Linked DNA regions of Homo sapiens: region 1 is linked to region 2. The links are chromatin loops, found by intact Hi-C in ENCODE. Cell type or tissue: CD4-positive, alpha-beta T cell. All regions are shown on one strand.

Region 1 (8,000 bases), 1.2 Mb before region 2:
AGGTACCAAATATACTAAAATAAAAATGTTTGAGAGAATTTCATAGTGTCAGTACAGAGTCAATTCCATCTTATCATCAGTGATTCTCAACTTTATTTATTTATTAGAAAAGTTGGGGGAAAGTCGAGACATTGAAAAGCAATCCAAGGACTCCCAACTGCCTCTGAGATTGGAATCCAAATATTAGCACCTTTTAAAGCTCCACAGGCAACCTGAACCCACAGCCAAGTTTAATCACCACTGCTCTGCTCCATGCAAAGAGGAAGGTTGGGGACACTACTCTGCTCCACACACACAGTAAGGTTGGAGACACCACTCTGCTCCATCACACAGGAAGGCTGGGGACACAGCTCTGCTCCATGTATGCAGAAATGTTGGGGACCCCTGCTCTGCTCCATCACACAGGAAGGTTGGGGACACAGCTCTGCACCATTCACACAGGAAGGCTAGGGACACAGCTCTGCTCCATCACACAGGAAGGCTGGGGGCACTGCTTTGCTCTGTCACACTGGAAGTTTGGGAACACCACTCTGCACCATCCACACAGGAAGGATGGGGACACTACTCTGCTCCACACACACAGGAATGCTGGGGACCAGTGTTCTGCACCATCTACGTTGGAAGGTTTAGCAGAGCATTTTGCTCTAGCTAGGTAGGGCAATTTATTTCTCAACAAGAGCTGAAGGGCACGTACTTATCAAGTAAGAAAGGGAAGTGCACTAGGAATTGAGCATACTCATGCAGGAAAGCTGACTAGCAGTTTAATGTTATTTTCTCTTGCAATCAGCTGAAATACCCTAATAATGCTATTCTTCAACTTCAATTGCTTATTAAATAGCTAGGATAACAATTGCAAGTACATTCTCATTATTTAAGCTTTTTGGAATTGACCACACTCCTAATGAGGGTCTCATCTAAGAGTTATGATGTGAACACAAGGAATAGCAGAAATTATCCTTTCAAATATGGGCAATAATAGTGACCATGGCAGAAAAACACTGCTGTCGTGGTCTTCCTCCCATAGGATTACTCACTCATTCACGCATTCATTCATTGGCCAGATCTGTAGTTAGCAAGCCTTAGAGCTAGGTATTCTCCAAAGCATTGGGGAAATTGGTAAGAAATGATTGACTTGAGGCAATGGCCTTCAAGACAAAGTGAGGAGTGAAGGCACCTGTGAGAATGTGTTAAGTGCGAGCAGTGCTGTCCATGGTCCACAGAAGTAGGCAGGGTAGGGTGGGAGGGATAAGTTCTTTCTGTACACCCTGTCTGTGCAACTGGGCTGCAAAGTATTTGTGTGTTTGGAGGCATGGGGGGATGTTCAAATTATTGATATAAAAGAGAAACAACTGTATTTATTTAGACTGTCCATCAAGCAAACTTGGGAAGATATGGTGTCATCAAGCTTCCCCTTGGGACATAGATGGTTAAAAAGAGAGGCTCACCCTCCTCCGCAGGTGGCTTGAATCTATCTGTCTCCTGGCTGTGATTTCAAACACACTGGAGCCTGTCCCTGATGACAAGGTTCATGATGACAGCCACAATACTGCTCAACCTGATGTCTCAGAGGACCCAGGAAGGAGGCAGCTTTCTGAAAATGGCTATGAGAAAAAACAGTAAATCCACATCTCTCTAAGTCTAAATACTTCCTGCTAAGAGTGTTATAGATTACAGTTTCTACAATCATGAGAAACACTCACCTGGGGTTTGCTACCCACTGTATCTGGGTGTGGATATTAAAGACATTGTTCTAAATACTCTTCTCTACAACTCAAGACAGAAATTTTCATCATCCTCACGCCTCAGAGGAAATGGCTTATTTTTGAAGCTCTATTAGTACATGTGCTCAAAACCCAAGTGTTTTTTTTCTTATGTATGTTATGCCTTTGTTTTTATCTACGTTGTCTTTAAAAGTTTTTTGGTGCACATGGAAAAAAATAAATGAAAGAGAATTTTCACATCTCTCTAGGTGTACTATAAATTCAAATTTTCAAGCTTAAGAAATTTCAACAAATTTTGCTCTGGGTTTCATAAGTAATTACTTTAGGTTTATATTTTTTTTTTCTAATTTGTTTCTGTTGTTTTAGTTTTCCTTGCCAATTATCAAAATGTTCTCTAGAAAACAAAAATGTTAAAAATGAAATTCAGATGTCCGGCTAGAGACTTCTTGTTATACAAGGATTTTGCCTATCTCGGTCATGAAGGCTGCAACAAACTAAGATCAAACCCAAAAGGCCCATCTATGTACATTTCTACATGTGTCAAAGTCAACGTATTCTGATATAGTTTCCAATTATTTCCCCTCATAAGAATGGTGACTGAAGTTTTTTTTTTGTTGTGATTTCTTGTATCATCTGTGTCTCTTGAAATGAATCATAAGGTAAATTGGCTGGACTCGGGCTCTTTTACAGAAGATAAATGATTTTGTGATATTTTAAACGTCTCTGTTTGTTGGGAGAGCATGCGCAAGGTGATCCATCTCAGCTCCACTTCCCTGTGAGAAACAAAGTCGCAGTGTAAAGCGATTTAGTCTTTTCTGTGTCGCAGAAGCATGGTCAGCATTGATGCTATTTAGCATTTTATCAGCTGAGCACGAGAGGAGACAGGAGCTCTTTGAGCGCCGGGCGAAGGCCCTGTGGCTGATGCTGACCCCCGCTCGCTGTGCTGCAGGGTGCAGGAAGCAGCGGCAATTACGGCTCCACTGCATTTTGCCAGACACGGGGCTCAGAACAATAGGATTGTTGTGCGGCCGGAGAGCAATCATTCAAGTCCTGCTTGTCTGTGCTGAGCTCCAGCCAGCCGCTCAGGCCAAGTGGCTGAGCTGTCAGGACCGGCTGGAAAGTGAGGGACGGCCTTGGGCAGCTGCAGAGCACACTTTGGGTCACCTGGGGGGCTTGGGGTGGAGACACCTTGCACAGAAGCTGCCCCACTCTCCGAGTTCCCACTTCTCCTCACTCTTGGAAGAGGGAGATGAATCCATCTTTTACCTCTGAAACAGATTTCTCTGGAAGCCCTGAGTAGCTGGAGAGAAGCAAAGGCCCCTCTCTCTGTAGCTCTTCCTGCCCTCTCTTTCCCTCACCCCACACTCTTCAGCGCTGGGCCTCTGGGGAAGGGCCGTTACACTGGGTTCCTTCCCACAGGTGCTGCCCTGCTTGGGAGAACCTGGCATGGGGCGAGGACGCTGCAGGCCTCCAGTTTGCTCAGATGCCAGTGTGTGAGGAGAGGGAGGGAGCAAAACAAACCCCACAGCTGAAAACAACACGACAGGGAAACACCGGAACCAAAGGTCCCACTGGAATGTAGAGAAATCACCTCTGCAGCTCCAGGCCTGTGGCTACCTGTAATAGGCTTTGTCTTTTTACCAGCATTTCGTAATAAATTAGTTCTCATTATGTAAAACATACTTTCCTCTCCTTTGTTCTTGGAATAATACCAGGGAGTTCTTTCTTCTCTTGGTCACAAATGTGCTTCCCCAGTAGAGCTCACGGCCTCACTCACATAAGACGGAGCCTGCTGGCCACACCCTCGACTCTAAGGCCATCCTGAGACTCACGCCTGCAGGTCTCTATTGCTGGGTTCTAGGAAGGTGCAGTACTATCAATGCTTATCAATGCTTCAAGTGCCGTATTTTCAGGCTAATGCAACTAACCAGAACCCTGTTTTCTCCCGAACACACACACACACACACACACACACACACACACACACACACACACACACACACCCCCCAGTAACTGTAACAAATGACGCCAGAGAGACAGACTTTGTCCCGTGTGGCCACAGGGGGTCGCTGGAGAGCGCCGGTCTGGTCTTGCAGGCTCAGGGAGGTCTTCCTCCTGCCTTTCTTTTATCAGCAAAAGCATCCTCTAAGTCGTCAGAAACAACCTTGCTTTGCTTCATAAAAAAATGGAGCAAGAAAATGTAAGAAAAAATCTATTGCTAAGTATTGAATAAAAGGGGATGCGGTGTGCAGATGAATCAACTGGTTTGTGAAGACAGCCCCCTGCAAAGGCTGCTGTGGGACAGTCAGCGGGCAGCCAGATGCCCAGGTGCTGAACTCCCAGAATAGACCTGTGGAACTGTGCCAGCAAAACTGGCCTTAGAATAATTTAGGAAAGAAAATTTTATGATATGCCAAGATAATTAATTATTAAAAACAGAAGAGAAAAAGTCCACACAAATGAACAGAAGGAACACAGTCATGTTTAGAGAATATGTTTGAAAAACATAATAATTACTGTGCTTTACCTGGCAAAAATAAATTGAAAATTGAAATGCTGAATCTAAAATAGAAAGTGTAAAGGAAAATATTTATTTTATTTTTTTGGTGTAACCTGCTGTATCGGAATGAATGGTTAGAGTTCATTCAGCACTTTGATAAGTATATCTACCTATATTTTAGTAAGTAAATTGCTAAGGTAGTTTAAAAAACTCTAAGTGCATACACACATGTTCGTGGAAATAAAGTTTTAAAATAAGACACAAAAAATTCACTTTGGGCTAGAAAAGTGAAAAAGATTTCTGAGAATTTTCAGTTACCAAGATTGAGTTATCAATCATGTAAATCTGAATGAGTAAAGGAAAGAATCATAGCCGATCAAAAAATATCTGAATACCTGCCACAGATAAGGCACACACAAGATATTCTGCAGGAAATGTGTACATCATAATTCTTCAACTGTGTAGTATCAAAGGAATAGATGCCAAGGTATGAAAAGTTAACTAGTAATTCATATAGTCTTATAACAAGTTCTGCTAATTTTGATATATACATACACACACATATACATATACATGCATTTACATATATGTATATGAAAATGCACATATATATTTTCATATATATAGAAAATACGTATATATGTGTATATGTATATGTGTATGTGTATACATATATATATATATATAAATATGAATTAAGAGCAGATAAGGCTGGGGCATTCTGAGAATTCTTCATTTAGCAGGTGAGTTTTCATTAATCCAGTAAACAATTTTTGAGTATCTAATAACCTTGAAATAGAAAAATGGCTTTGCTTCATGTTGCAGATTTGTATGTTTGGAAGCAGGAGAGAGATTTCAGGCTGAAAGGCAGAAGGAAGGGAATAGTCTACTTTGTTTCAGGGGTTCTGAGGAAGTCATTCTGGGGGAGTTATTGAAAGGCTTTTAATGGAAGCATGGAGATTTGAATTTTATTTTGTAAAGAAGCCATAGAAAATGTTTCAGTAGAAGAGTGGTTGGCTGATATCAACACAAAGACAAGATCCACCTCAAAATGCTTTTCTTGTACTCCTTCTATGCTAGGGAATATATTCCTTCCCACCTCCAATTTTTCTAATTCTGATTTGCCCCCTGAATGAAAAATTCTTAGGAGCCATGAGGGTTTGAAGCATATACACTTGGACCAGGCCCATAACCAACTGTATTAGTCATCACCTGCCAGGTGCTGCTGCAGTAACAAATACTCCTGGCATCTGAAAGGCTTACAACAGCAAAGGCTCATTTCCAATACCATTGCCTATCAGCTGTGGCCTTGCTCCACAAGGTCCTCCTCATCCTCAAATCCAGGGTGATGACAACCTTCATCTAGGGCTTTGCTGTGCTCAAAGTAGAAGGAAAAGAACAGTGACTGAACCATGAGATGGCTTTCAAAGCTCCTGCTCAGCCATGATCAACATCACTTCCAGTCTCCTCTCATTGACCAAAGCAAGTAACATGGGCAGCCTGGAGTTGATGGGATGAGGCAGATGAGCCCATCGTGGGAAAGGGCTGGAATCATGGGAGTGGAGTGCAGTGATGCACGTTCATTCACACGTGTCCACGTGACCCATGGACACACAAAGGAAAGGACTCAGAATCTTTCCCCAAGTGTTTTCTTTATCTTCTTTTTCTTTACTTTTGGCTTGAGCAGTGGAAGAGGGTGTGAGGAGGGAAGAGCCTCTCTCTGTTAGGAACCTGGAAATATGTGGTGTCAGAGCCCATGGAAGCCATGGCAGCTGGTAAGTCAAAGAAAATAGACTTGAGAAAATAAAGCCTCCATGAAGAAGGAGCAAGGAGAAAATAAAAAAATGAGGAGTGTGGCGGTTCAATCACACCTGCTTTTCCTGTAAGCTGGTTCTTTGAAAAACAGTAATTAAGTTGATAAGCTCCTAAAAGAACCCATCAAGAAAAAAGAGAAAAATACACACTTCCAATAGCAGTAATGAAAAAAAAAATCACCACACATCCTGATAACATCAGAAAGGCAATAAGGAAATATTATGAATCAACTTCATACCAATAAAATAGCTAGATTAAATGGACAACTTCCTCAAAACACGATTTGCCAATATGGATGGAAATGAAATATGAAATCTGAGTATGACATTTATTAAGCAATTCTAATTTGTTATAAAAAACATCTTCATTAAAAAAAGAAATTCTTGACACTTAGTCACACTAAATTTTGTGTAACATTAACAAAATAAATAATTCCAATCTTACCCCCAAATCCTTCAGAAAATAGAGGGGAAAAGAACATTTTCTCACTCAATTTATAAGGATAGCATATTGCTGATACTAAAATGCAGCAAACTGAGAATTCAAGGCTACTTGCTTGATTCAAGGAGGTGAACCTATGGAAAAGTCAATAGCAAACATCACAGTTAAGAGTATAATACTGAACATTTTCCACAAGGCCAGGAACATGGCAAGTGTATCCACTCTTGTTATTTCTATTAAACTTTGTACTTGAATTCCTAGCTAGTGCAATAAGGCATGAAAAAGAAATCAAGATATAGATATGAGAGAGAGGTTAAACTGTGCTTATTCACAACACAAGTGTAGAAAAATCCTAAGTAATTTACAATAAAGAATTCTACTGAATCTAGTAATGAATTTAGTACAAAGGACACTAAGTTGACATATAAAAATCCACTGAATTTTATATGCTAGCAGCAAACTATGGAAAGGCAATTAAATAATTCCATCTTCAATAACCATTAGAACACATACTACTTTGAGAAACAAATTTATCAAAGAAGCATAAGAACTATTGATATGGTTTGGTTGTGTCCTCACCCAAATCTCATCTTGAACTTTAACTCCCATGGTTCCCACATGTTGTGGGAGGAACCTGGTGGGAGGTGATTGAGTTATGGGGGTGGGTCTTTCCTGTGCTGTTCTTGTGATAGTCAATGAGTCTCATGAGATTTAATGGTTTTAAAAATGGGAGTTCCCCTGCACAAACTCTCTTTTTGCCTGCTGCCATCCATGTAAGATGTAACTTGCTCCTCCTTGCCTTCTGCCATGATTGTGAGGCCTCCCCAGCCAGGTGGAGCTGTAAGTCCATTAAACCTCTTTTCTTTTGTAAATTGTCCAGTCTTGGGTATGCTTTTATCAGCAGCATGTAAACAGACTAGTACAAATATTCTCTAAAAACTACAAAAGATTCCTGAAGGAAATTAAGGAAGTCCTGAATAAATAGACATGTTAAGCATATGGATTTAAAAAATCAAAATTGTTAAAATGTAAACTGTTCCCAAACTATTCTACATTCTCTGCTATCCCAATAATAATGTAGGTGGCTTTTGGTGAAAGTTGATAGTCATCTCTTAAACTTATGGACTTGCGAAGGATCTAGAATAGTCAAATTGATCTTGAAAATTAAGTACAAGGCTGGAGGACCTGTAATACCTAACACCAAGACCTAAGGCTGCAGCAATCAAGAAACCGAATATTGGTCTATAGATAGGAAAGGTGAATCCTCATAGTTCTACACATAGATCAACACTAATGCTGTCAATGGAATGTTTAGTTCCCACCACTTAACGATCTACTTACCAATGGTGCTGGTGGTGCACGAGAAGCCAGGGGTCCCTAAACCTCTGCCTGGGCCTCAATCTTCCTCTCTTGCCACTGTCAGGCTGGTGGTCAAAGTGTAGTAGCATGCAAAGTCCATGTTCAAGTCAGGGATGAGCTCAGCCAAGTGTTCCTTGAAGGCAGGGTCAGCCCAGCCACACAGG
Region 2 (8,000 bases):
AAGAGAATTGCAAGATTAGAATCACATGGAAATGGGGGTCCTTGGGTAGCCACAGAAGGCGGCTGAACTCCTGGGCTCACGGCAGTGGGTGATCTCTAATAAACTGAGAGAGCAGAGCAACGAAGCTCATTAAAATACAAGAAGAAGAAAAAACTCAGGATAATATCATCCATCTCCACTGATTTCATCACCCTGAGAATGAGGGGTAAAGCTTGCTAACATGAGAATGAATTTTTATAAAGCACAGACATTTTCTGACATTTTAAGGGAAGAATATGGTGTGGCATTCCCCAGCCTGCAATGCAATGTGTTTATTTAAGGAGTAAATGCAGAAATGTTTTAGGGAGATGGGCCTCAATGAGCTCATGTGGGAGCAGAGAGCCCTGACTACGAGGAGGCCTCCGTGATCCCTCAGCAGAGCACACGCTCCTGCACTGACCAGAACCACGCCACGAAATCGGACCCCAGGAACCCTCGCAGATAGAATCCAGCACCTTCCTTCATCCAAGTTTGATGAGTTTGCTGATAATTCATATTCACACTCGGCTTTTCCAAGAAAGTAAGGAAGAAGGAAAAAAAGGGCTTTACTTGCCACTTTTCCGAAAAGACAAATTATTCAGAGGTCATCAAACCTACAGGAAGAGCAAATGAGAAGGGATGGGTAGGGCCTGCTGGGTGGACCCCTTTTAAATACCTCTCGCCAGGCGCGGTGTCTCATGCCTATAATCCCAGCACTTTGGAAGGCCGAGGGGGGTGGAACACTTGAGGTCAGGAGTTCAAGACCAGCCTGACCAACATGGAGAGACCCCGTCTCTACTAAAAATACAAAATTAGCTGGGTGTGGTGGTGGGCGCCTGTAATCCCAGCTACTCGGGAGGCTGAGGCAGGAGAATTGCTTGAACTCAGGAGGCTGAGGTTGTGGTGAACCAAGATGGCGCCATTGCACTCCAGCCTGGGCAACAAGTGCAAAATTCCATCTCAAAAAATAACAATAATAATAATAATAATAATAATAATAATAATAATAATAATTGATAATTAATAAATAACTCTCAAGTGAATGCATCCTCAACCTGTTTTTCTCCATCAGTTTGTTTGACTTTTTAAAATATTAAGATTGGCCAGATGCTGTGGCTCACACCTGTAATTCCAAAACTTTGGGAGGCTGAGGCAGAAGGATGGCTTGAGCTTTGGAGTTCAAGACCAGCCTGGGCAACGTGGTGAAAACCCATCTCTACAAAAAATGCAAAACTTAGCTGGGTGTGGTGTCACATGCCTGTGGTCTCAGCTACTTGGGAGGCTGAGGTAGGAGGATCACCTGAGCCCAGGAGGATGAGGCTTCAGTGAGCCGCGATCATGCCACTGCACTCCAGCCCAGGTGATAGAGCAAGATCCTGTAACCAAAAAATAAAATAAAATAAAATATTAGGCTATAATAAGTAATAGTTTGAATTTTCTGATGTACAAAATTAGTTAGGAGAGCACTGCAATGGAAATACAATGCAAGCCACAGATGCCATTTTAAATTTTCTAAAGCATATTAAGTAGAAACAGATAGAAGCAATTTTAATAATATATTTTTAAGGCCGGGCACAGTGGCTCACGCCTGTAATCCCAGCACTTTGCAAGGCTGAGGTGGGTAGATCACGAGGTCAGGAAATCAAGATCATCCTGGCCAACATGGTGAAACTCCGTCTCTACTAAAAATACAAAAATTATCTGGGCGTAGTGGCACATGCCTGTAGTCCTAGCTACTCAGGAGGCTGAGGAGGGAGAATTGCTTGAACCAGGGAGTCGGAGGTTTCAGTGAGCCAAGATTGCACCACAGCACTCCAGCCTGTGAACAGAGTAAGACTTGGTCTCAAAATAATAATAATAATAATAATAATAATAATAATAATAATAATAATAATATATTTTAAGCCCAATATGTGAAATATTATTTTAACATATACCTGAGACAAAAATGTCAAGATATTTCTGTTCATTCTGTCATACAAAGTCTTCAAATCTGGTGAGCATTTCCCACCAAGAGTTCGGTTCAGCTTGGACAGGCCACACTGCAGGATCTCAGTGGCCACATGTGGCTAGAGGCCACCCTACTGGGCAGTGCAGAATTAGAATATCTTGCCTTTCCGTGGGTCAGAAATCTGAAACTCTAAATCAAAGAATATTACAAAATATATTCTATGCTATAGCATTCTTTTGTTGGCAATCAAGAAGGTGAAAATACAATTCCGTGGGATGGAGATATTATTTTAAGTTGAATACAGGAATACTTGAAAAGATATTTCTTATTCCTTAATGTATGGATTAGGTGACTCCCCTACATGTCAAACAAGAATCATAGTTCTCAACATTTAGCAGTTTATATGGTCTAGGAGGAAGATTTTAAGGATTACCAGTTACAATATTATTATTATCATTATTATTATAGTGCAATATAGTGCAATAATTCCAACCTGTTTTTAACAAGAAATAAGAGATTTTAAAATAACTAGAACTTAAAACAAGAATAAGTAATAAACGTTGAGTACTTCCTGTATGCCAGATGCCATGATCATAGGATCCTCAAAACCCCATAAAGTAACCACTGTTATTAATTCTATTTTAAAGTTTTTAAAAAGTGCTGGAGGCTGGGCTTGATGGTTCATGTCTATGATACCCATGCTTTGGGAGGCTGGGGTGGGAGGGTCCCTTGAGGCCAGGAGCTCGAGACCAAGCTGGGCAACATATGAAGACCCTGTCTCTACAAAAAACAATTTTAAAAATTATCTACAGATGGTAATGTTTGCCTATAGTCCTAGCTACTCGGGAGGCTGAGACAGGAGGATTGCTTGAGCCCAGGAGGTCAAGGCTGCAGTGATCCATGATTGCACCACTGCACTCCAGACTGGGAAACAGAGTGAGATCCTGTCTTAAAAAAAAAAGAAAAAGAAAGAAAGAAAGAAAGAAAGAAAGAAAGAAAGAAAGAAAGAAAGAAAGAAAGAAAGAAAGAAAGAAAGAAAGAAAGAAGAAAGAAAAGAAAAGAAAAAAAGTGCAGGAGCCCATAGCCTTCCTCCCTGTCGACTAGGGCGCCTCTTTGCCTGGTCCACCAAGGGCCAGGGTGCGGTTACCGCACTGCAGCCAGGGAGGACTGTGAGGACCATGAAGACTGTGAGGACCGTGACGAACTCACACTTCGGTCACAGTCTCAGCAGGCTCCCTAGAAGGATGAGCTTCAGGCCTGCTTCTGCTCTCCAGCAACTTCAGAGGGAAACGTCTTCCAGGTGGAATAAAGAACCCAGGAAAAATGGAGAGGAAACATAGCCCCAGAAATTAATATCCACTGACCTAACAAAGGTTTCAAATGGTGTTTAAGGACCAAAACCAGGTGCCGTGATTTCACACCGTGATTGGTGTCCATTACAGTGAGAACACACCTCATGGCCTCTTTGTTCTCTAAATGCATAAAATATGAATGTTCATTTGAGCTCTTAAGAAGATTGCCTTTATAAGAAAACAGAAAGACAAAATAAAAGAAGGAAGTGAGGAAGGAGGGAGGGAAAGAAAAAAGGGAGAGAAAATCAGGGAAAACAACAACAAAAAAATGGACATTATCGCAGAGGAGCATTTGAGTTTCTCTCTCCCTCTCTCTCTCCTCTTGAACTGGAGGAGCCTTAAGTCAGTCAAACGCTTCCCTCTAGTGTCTGAAATGCTGAATACAGATTTCATTCTCTGAAAACAATGAACAAATCCTTGTAAATTCAGTCTTATGGTACCTGCAGACTCCAATCTACCTTTTAAACTATAATCAAGAAAAAAATTTCAAAAGTAAAATAATTATCCAGTCTTGATTTTCTCCTTACAAATTATGGATTATTCTGGTTTGGTTTTTTTTTTCTGGAAAAGTCATTTAAATCCCAGGGCTGTAAGAAAACTAGGAAAGAAAACTGAATTTTCACAAATCTGATCAATACAGCTTGCATTTAATACAATGATACATTTCTATAACATTTCTGAGAAATTTTAAAATTAAAAATCCTGGCTCTCTTCTTTATCTGGTAGGTTGGTTGTTACAGTTTGGTTTTTTTTTTTCTTACAATTTTAGCTAGAATTCTCACTTCTCACTTTGAGCCACAATTGGTATATCTTGATTGTTACTGTCTCTGGAATAATTAAAAGTAAAAGTTCAGGGCTGGGTGTGGTGGCTGACTCCTGTAATCTCAGCACTTTGAGAGGCCGAGGCAGGTGGGTTGATTGAGGCCCAGGAGTTGGAGACCAGCCTGGTCAACATGGCGAAACCCCGTCTCTACTAAAAATACAAACATGAGCCGGGTGTGGTGGCGCCCACCTGTGGTCCCAGCTGCTCAGAAGGCTGAGACACGAGAATCACTTGAACCTGGGAGGTGGAGGTTGCAGTGAACCAAGATGGCGCCACTGCCCTCCAGCCTGGGCAACAGAGCGAGACTCTGCCTCAAAAAAGAAAAAGAAACCAAAAATGTAAGCATTCAATCTGAAAGCAGCAAAGCAGGGTAAATATTAAACCACTTCAGACATTTCTGCCTTTCAATATAGAAGTTGATCTACATTCCAGAACAATACATATTAAATAAGCCATCACAATCAGTACCTCTGCAATCAATATTGCATATTTATCACAAACATTTCTCCAAAGAGGAGAAAACAAACATGTTAGCATTGGTAAATGTTACTGTCGGAGAAAGGAGACTCAAGCCCTCAGCAAGGCGGGGGCAGCTGCCCAGGGGAACAGGAATTGGGGACAGGCTGGACATTTCCAAGCGTCCAGTAGTTCCTGGCCAGCTTCCTTCTTGACTGGAGACTCTCTGAGCTGCAGTTTGGCCCCACACATTGCAGAACTCCTTTAACAGGCTATGGCAGAAACGGAAGACAAGTGTTGCGAAAATAATCGCATGCTTCAGATGTTTTGTTCTCAGACCAAACTGAGGGGCAGGCGGCTATTTCTCTCAGCCCAATAATGAGATGCAGATGAACTGGGGAGGAAGAGAGATTTTATTTTCTGCCACCGGTTACAGGGAGAAGACCTGGAAATTATTGCCAGACAAACTCAAAATTACAAAGTTTTCCAGAGCTTATCTACCTTCTAAGCATTCATCTAAAGACACAGATGATAAACTTCTTCTAGTCTATAACTAATATCTGAGTCCTGAAGACCTTCCTCTCGAGCCTCAGTAAGTTTACTTCACCAAATGGTCCAGGTTCCGGGGTGATTACCCTTATCTTGTCTCCTGCTAAATCATGGAGGTTTGGGCAGTTCCTTCAGGCCCCAATAAAACTTGTTTAATCCTAAATGGGCCCTGTTAAGAATTCCTTCATTATTTTGTCATGCTTTAAGGCCCAGGAAAGGCCTACTGAAACTGTTGTTACGGAGGCCTGCATTAGTGAGACCTGGCCTGCCACAATTTCATATGATTCTTTTTTAGCATGGAAAATTCTGGAAACTGTTCTGACATCCTCTGGTTTGTGGAAAGTCCAGCACAGAGCAAGACAACTTGCAGAGTATTGGGGCTTGTCTTTTATCTTCAAAGGGAACACTGAAACAATAATACTTACATCTGAGTTCCTCCTATGGGCTAGGGGCTGTTGTAACTTCATCACATGTGTTTGTTTGTTTGATGTTCACAGCAAAGGATGTTGTTGGCATGATCACGTTCCCTGTGTCACAGAGAGGAACCTGAGGCACAGACAGAAAAATCAGTTTGCCCAGATTCGCACAGCCAGTGAGTGACTAAGGGAGCATTCCGAGGAGAAAGAAAAACATACTTGAATGAAAGCAGTTGCTTGAGGGGAACCTTGGTCTACTTTTTTTTTTTTTTTTTTCTGAGATGGAGTCTTGCTCTGTCACCCAGGCTGCAGTACAATGGCGCGATCTCAGCTTACTGCAACCTCCGCCTCCTGGGTTCAAGCGATTCTCCTGCCTCAGCCTCCTGAGTAGCTGCGATTACAGGCACGTGCCATCGTGCCTGGCTATTTTTGTATTTTTAGTAGACGTGGGGTTTCACCATGTTGGTCAGGCTAGTCTCAAACTCCTGACCTTGTGATCTACCCATCTCAGCCTCCCAAAGTGCTGGGATTACAGACATGAGCCACTGCGTCCAGCCTGGTCTACTTTTAATATTGTTTTATTACTCGTATTTAAAGGAGTATTTTTCCTCCTCCGCCAATACACTGACTTATGTGAGTAGTCAACTCTTCTGAGCCATGCAACCCCGCTGTTTAAATGACTCGCGGCTTTGTCACTCCCAAATCCTACAGTAAAATGTATCTGGTGGAGAAATGAACAGACTTGTCTCCTTAAATGAGTGTGGAGAACAGAATGAGTTAAAGGAAAACAAAACAATAAAGCATTCATGTATTTAAAAGATCTGGCCGAATAGTTTGCTAACCTAAAGAAAATGATTCAGAGGCTGGGCATGGGGGCTCATGCCTGTAATCCCAGCACTTGGGAGGCTGAGGTGGGAGGATTTCTTGAGCCCAGGATTTCAACACCAGCCTGGGCCACATAGTGAGACCTCATCTGTACAAAAAACAAAAAATAAAAAACTAGCCAGGCGTGATAGCATGCAACTGTTGCCCCGGCTACTCAGGAGGCTAGACGGGGAGATTTGCTTGAGCCTGGGTGGTCAAGGTTTGTGGTGAGTCGTGGTCACCCCACTGTCTGGGTGACAAAGCAAAAAAAAAAAAAAAAAGAAAGAAAATGACTCAGCAGCATTCGATCAAACTGAGAAACATAATTGAATCCTGCCCAGTGTCCCGTGTCCATCGCTAGGTCCTCTACTGTGGGACCAGTGCGTGATAAGTGAAGAGTCTTTCAACTCTCTCCAAAAGCCGAGGCACCAGAGGGCACAGCGCAGAGCAGGCAGGAAGCCCCTGAACAGTGATTGGCGCTGGAGGTCCACGATTCATTCACAAGGCGTTGCAGGGCAGCGGGATGGGCGTGTTTTGGATAAACGTGCCGGGGTTGCTTACACCCCGCCGGAAGCTAGAGGATCAGGACATCCTTGCCCGTTTCTGCCATCGGCTTGGCCAGCTGTGCTCACGGGCACAGCGGAGAGCAGACAGTGGTCAAAGAATGAACTTCAGTTGCCCCCAAAGCACTTGCTTGCTTCTATCCAGAAATTCCTGTGATGACGCTGTGAGCTGTGATTTCATCTGGGAACCTCAGCACTTCAGTGTTCCTTTTTGGAGGGATCAGTTCTTTTTTTCTTTCTTTCTTTTTCTTTTTTTTTTTTTTTTAACCTTCCAAAGCTCCCATGCAGCAAAAGTTGTATGAGTAGGAGGTCGATTAAATTTAAAAGTTGGTGAAGAAGAGCTTCCAGCTTCCCACCTAGGATGTAAGGGGCTTGGAGGTGGCCACTCCCTCCTAACAGGTAAAAAGCTGAGCCCTGACGTAAACTCTGAATGCTGGGTGACAAGGGTGTGTCGGTGACATAGGTGCATGGATGGTAACAAATGGACCGCTCTAGTGGGGGTGTTGGTAGTGAGGGAGGCTATGTGTGGGGGCAGGGGAGTTTTTTGGAAAATCTCTGTACCTCCTACTCAATTGTGCGACAAACCCACAACTGCTTTAAAAAAAAAAAAGCTCATTTTTAAAAATGGGTTAAGCAGAGAAAATAATGACAACAAATATTGCTTGTTAGCCTAAACGACACAATGGGAGTTGTTCTTTGATGCTTTCGCAGGTGCCAGGCCTCTGCTCAGCCCCCAGCCCCTAGAAAGCCACTCCCAGTGCCTCGTTCCTCAAAATACAGCCACCGAGCATGAAAGAATGCAACTGTTTCTTAAAACAGATCAAGAACTTATCTTTAAAGATATCTGAGAATCTATCTCGATTTTTTTAATGTTTCTCAACGATTCTTAGTTTTCTTGCACATGTCTAATTCAACAGCATTTGTAGTTTGTATTTAATCTTTCCAGAGCATTCAGTTAACTGTACAGCAATAACACATCTCATCCATCCTTTTGGATCTTGTATTTCA

What was found. A loop is a pair of places that touch in the nucleus more often than their neighbours do. Peaks named below come from ENCODE experiments on the same cell type or tissue, not always from the same donor. Only the 100,000 strongest peaks of a DNase experiment are listed, where the experiment ranks them.
Region 1: a loop joins it to region 2, with 4 times the contacts of the local background. A loop is called at or near these places in 4 of 110 quality-filtered maps.

What each region holds. Positions count from the first base shown.
Region 1 is chr10:1,751,955-1,759,954 of GRCh38, forward strand. LOC105376345 (a long non-coding RNA gene) reads right to left here. Exons shown (of 5, transcript XR_930537.3): 2 at 7,819-8,000; 3 at 1,446-1,601. Among named protein-coding and RNA genes, the nearest start is that of ADARB2, 18 kb to the left of the region's middle. In CD4-positive, alpha-beta T cell, no CTCF peak of the experiment used is centred here; a DNase peak (open chromatin) is centred at 3,797.
Region 2 is chr10:2,974,615-2,982,614 of GRCh38, forward strand. LOC105376352 (a long non-coding RNA gene) reads right to left here. Exons shown (of 4, transcript XR_001747271.2): 3 at 1,956-2,158; 4 at 1,736-1,837. Among named protein-coding and RNA genes, the nearest start is that of PFKP-DT, 88 kb to the right of the region's middle. In CD4-positive, alpha-beta T cell, CTCF peaks have their summits at 3,727 (motif pointing left) and 3,982; no DNase peak of the experiment used is centred here.